2 separate regions of the Homo sapiens genome follow, and region 2 is linked to region 1. The links are chromatin loops, found by intact Hi-C in ENCODE. Cell type or tissue: GM12878. All regions are shown on one strand. Region 1 has its middle 41 kb from the start of HYCC1. Region 2 overlaps HYCC1 (hyccin PI4KA lipid kinase complex subunit 1).

Evidence for each region. Peaks named below come from ENCODE experiments on the same cell type or tissue, not always from the same donor. Only the 100,000 strongest peaks of a DNase experiment are listed, where the experiment ranks them.
Region 2: a loop joins it to region 1, with 2.1 times the contacts of the local background. A loop is called at or near these places in 5 of 110 quality-filtered maps.

What each region holds. Positions count from the first base shown.
Region 1 is chr7:23,054,338-23,056,837 of GRCh38, forward strand. No RefSeq gene overlaps it. Among named protein-coding and RNA genes, the nearest start is that of HYCC1, 41 kb to the left of the region's middle. In GM12878, a CTCF peak has its summit at 1,448 (motif pointing left); a DNase peak (open chromatin) is centred at 1,404.
Region 2 is chr7:22,957,951-22,960,450 of GRCh38, forward strand. It overlaps HYCC1 (hyccin PI4KA lipid kinase complex subunit 1), which reads right to left. Exons shown (of 11, transcript NM_032581.4): 10 at 2,306-2,465. Among named protein-coding and RNA genes, the nearest start is that of HYCC1, 55 kb to the right of the region's middle. In GM12878, no CTCF peak of the experiment used is centred here; a DNase peak (open chromatin) is centred at 1,004.

The DNA.
Region 1 (2,500 bases):
CTTAGTTATGATGCATTATCCTTTTTATTTATTGCTGCATCTAATTTGCTAATATTTTCTTGAGAATTTTGGGGTCTATGTTTATTTGGGATATTAGTCTGTAGTTTTTTTACGTGTAATTATTTTGTCTGGTTTCAATATTAAGGTAATGCTGGCTCATAAAATGAGCTTCCCATGCCAACCTTCCCAGTACAAATTAGACAGCTTTTAAATATCCACCCACTTAATTGGTGAACATTTAGAAACAAAAGACCTCTTCAGAGTGATTTTGTATATGAAAAGGAGTTTGCATTGACAAACCCTCCTTGGGATATGGATGCTAAAAAGTAAGCTAGACATTCTCATTGGGTGATTGGATCCAGAATATTAGCTCCTCAGCATAAAGAAAAACTCCTACACCTCAGCATGATGTATATTAGTTTATCTCATTGGTCCTTAATGGTTTGAGACTAGCCAAAAAAAAAACAAAAAAAAAAACATTAAATGTAATTGAGTCTGAGTCTATACAACTGCTACTCAAATTTTTATTTCAAAAAAAATTCAGCCGGTCATAGTGGTTCACACCTGTAATCCCAGCACTTTAGGAGGCCAAATCGGGAGAACTGCTTGAGCTCAGGAGTTTGAGATCAGCCTGAGCAACATAGTAAAACTTCATCTCTACAGAAATTTTAAAATTTAGCTGGACATGTGCCTGTGCATGTGCCTATAGTCCCAGCTACTGAGGAGGCTGAGGTAGGAGGATCGCATGAGCCCAGAAGATTGAGGCTGCAACACTATGATTGCACTACTGCACTCCAGCTTCGGCAACAGAGCAAGGCCCTATCTCGTTTAAAAAGAAAAGAAAAGAAAAAAAAATCTTGGGTATGAGCATAATTTATTTGATTAATGAATAAGCACTTTAAAAATTAAAGCAAGACTTTTGATTTTTAGTTCAGCTTTTCCTTGTACAGAATTCTTCTTGTTTCAGAATAGAAGAATCTCTGAAATAACATATATGTCATAGAGGCTAAAATTTAAATCTTTCACTCTTACTAGAAGTATTCAATTTGTCTTTGGGTTTTACAAGAGAAATGCCAGATGCTAACAAATATAAGTAATGGTTGTTGTTGGGCTTTTTGTTTAATGTGAATCCTCCAATTACCTTTAAAATCATGATGAAAGCTTAGAAGTTTCAAATTGCCAGCTTAAAACATTATATGTTAAATTATAATATTGTTGGCTATGCATATTCTTTTGCAGAAATATTTTTAGTTAGGCTTCAAAATATCCTCTAAATTTTTAAATAACTACAATTTTATACTCATGTCAGCTCTGTGTCTGTGTCGGTAAGAAAAAAATCTACATTACTTTTTTAAAATGTACATCATGCACCAAAAAGAGAGAGATTTCTGAATTCCATGCCTTCAGGTTAACTGATCAGGTTAGCTGTCCTACACTACAGTGACATCTACTGGCACAATCAGGACTGAGCACCCAGAAGTAATCAGAATGACAGGGCAGCCTTTCTTCTTCCTCTTTGATTATTGGCTGATAACAGGAGTTACATGAGTATGAATTTCCTAAGAACAGATATCATATTTTCTTGAGCTCTGTATCTCCAGTGTCTAATATTGTGATTGTTACATTAACGATTCCCCAGAAATCTGTTGGATAATTATAAGTGCAATTGCCTATGGCCTAACTTTTCAAACAGCACAGAATCTAAATTGAAACAATACTGTTAAAAGTGATTTAAATTAAAACAATAATAATAAAATGGTCTAAAACAAAGGTACTTTGTCTTTGTGATAAATCTCTTTTAAATTCTAATGATAAAAATAAGCTCCACTCATTATCCAGAAAATCACACACAATTTTATACACAACTTCATGAAGGTCCTGAATTCCATCTCTCAACTCAAGGTTAAGAACCTTGGATACAGGAGGTAGAAATATGTTTTAATACACTTTGAAATGCATAAAATCAATAAAACAATAATAAGAAACTACTATATACCTATTAGAATGGCTAAAATTCAAAATGTTAACATAACCAAATGCTGGTGAGGATTTGGTGGAGCAAAAGGAACTTTCATTCACTGCTGGGTAGGAATACAAAATGGTCCAGACACCTTGGAAGACAGTTTGGCAAGTCTTAAAAAATTTTAAACATCTTACTCTATGATGGAGCGATCATGCTCTTTGGTATTTACTCAAATGAGTTGAAAACTTATATCCACAGGAAACTCTGCAGACAAATGTTTATATCACCTTTATTCGTAATTGCCAATCCCCAAAAGAAACCATGGTATCCTTCAACAGGTGAATGAATACATAAACTGTGGCACATCCATATGATGAAACATTATTCAGCAATGACATGAAAAAAAAGCCATCAAGTCATGAAAATATACGGATGAACCTTACATGCATATTGCTAAGTGAAAGAAGCCAGTCCGAAAAGGCTATATACTGTATGATTCCAATGATATGACATTCTGGAAAAGGTAAAACAATGAAG
Region 2 (2,500 bases), 96 kb before region 1:
AATAGAATTTATATATTAACACAATTAAATTAAAAAATCTATAATTTGAGAAATTTGTAATTTATATATAAACAAAATTAAATTTAAAAATCTATTTATAATTTGAGAATTGTCTATATATCTAAGAAGTACAGCAAAGGTGTCTACCTTCCCCACAGGAAGCCAGTGCCTGTTAGAGAGCCTAGAAAAACAATGTGTTCAAGTAGGAAGCAGGACCATGAGGATGGAAAATAGAAACCTTTCAAATTCAGCCGAACATGGTAACTTTACTGCTCTAGAAGGGAAAGCCAAGACTACCCTAAAAAGGGAGGAGACTGCAACCTACCTGTAGAGGCAAATAAGAAGGACTTAAGAGTATTTTAGAGTCCACTGGATAAAGGGAATTCACACTAAAGAAGAGTGATAAACAAGGCTAAGCTGTATTCTGTACCTGTTCCATGCATGTGACTTACTTTTTATAGTTCATTCACTTCTATATTCTCATCTGTGACTTTATTGTTATAATAAACAGAGTTTCCCAAGTGTTAGAATTGTGAAGGGGTACAGGTGATAAGAATGCTACTTTAATGAGGGTACAATCCTAAGACAGAGTGCTAACCCCTCAAGTGGCAGCCAAAATACAATCTGGAAGATATGTAAGAATCTGCTAGAAACAATACATTCAAGCAGTCTTTTCTCTTGTTTTGTAATTTTTTTCCTATAAAATATGTCTGGGAAATGGCTTCCATTTTGTTGCAGGGTACAGACCTCCTTGTTTAAATGTACGCCTGGACATGCACACATACTCTCTCTCATATACACACATATGCACAAATACAAGGGAGCATCAATATTTCACATTTTTAACTGCAGGACCTACATTTCTCTCCCAAATTCCCAATATGTCTACCTAAATAGCAAGAAGGAAAGTGGAAAAGAAATTAAAATTCATTCTTGTGCTTCCTGTAGCAGTAGCTTAGAAGCAATTATGGCCACAGTAACCACTATGATCTGCTTCATTGCCTCCGTGCCTGTTCTCACACATTAATGCCAAAACAGAAAAACCAACCTCAGGGTAAACCATATCTAATTAAATTACTTTCTACCTGTAATCTAGCCCCATTCAGTAGCATAATTTTCACTGAAGAAGCTGAAGTATGTTTAGACTATATGTTTTAAATGGTGGTATAATTTGCCTTGCTATTGGCAAACATCACCGCCTCTTTTATACTTTCCTATGGAACTTTCAAGAATTGCTACACTTTAAAAACACCAAAAATGATCACTAGGTAAGCTGGATAATCATTATTGTTTTCTGACATACAATCACCTAGATTCCTTAAGTGAAAACAATGGCAACTGTTCTCATCACCAACTTTCTAGTTTACCATAAATAGCTCCATTCTTCTCCTTTCCCATTTTCTCTATAGAAACCACAACACAACCAGTACCAAATATACCAAAAGGAACTATTATTTTCACCTCAGTTTACAGGAAGAAGAAAATAGAGAATGGATTTTGTTTTACCTCTAATATACACGTTTGCTTAGGGTAAAGAAGTAGCTTTTTGCTTCCCACCATGGTTACCTTCTGAGGAAGGTGATAATTTCCTTCTTAGACTGGTTGTTGACACTACAATAACTTCTAGGTAGGAGGGAAGTTATAAAAATAATATGAAATTAAATAAAGAACAATAAATTAAAAGACAAGGGAGGGAAATGGGAAAGCACTGAAAAAGCCATAGTGAATGAAAATGACTTCCAATAAAATTTTAAAATAATAAAATGAAGCAGACAAGAAGGGATATATATATACACACACACATACACAGAATCTTGAAAGAAAATTAACTTCAAGAAAATACAACTAGTGTTGCGTCAACACTATGGCATTCTTTACCAGAAAGTGCAGACAAAGTGTTTAAAGTCCCTATTAGTTGTTCTACTTCAATATGTAAATTCACTTGCTTAAGAGTTCACTGAGAAATCAGAAATATTAATTAAGGAACATTTGCAAATACTTTTGAATACAAGCCCAAAATGTATGAGTAATTTTAAAATGCATTTTCCTTATTCTCCTACTGAAGTAACAATTTCAAATTGAATATGATTTTTAAATACATTTTCATTCATATGTGTAACATAAGGGGCTCCATTTTTCTTACTGCCTATTGCTCCTAGATAATAAATTAGGAGTTAAGGGCAACTCCACAGCTCTTTCTTCCAGATTACTATTTACTGAAGTTAGAAGTTATAGCACCATAAGTACAGTGAAAAATGTAAAAGAATCAACAATGGTTTGACTTGAAGAGTTACGTATTTCTTACCATGTCTTTTCCACCTATGACCCCTTATTGACATGCTGGTTACTGCATTTCTTGATATTCGAGAGGAAGTTGGTGTGATTTCAACTTGAATACACCTTGTACCTTCCTTATTAGATTTCATGGGACCATGAGGCAATGAAGCCTTTATTGCATTAGCAACCTAAGGAGAAAAAATATAGTTTAAGATCAACATGA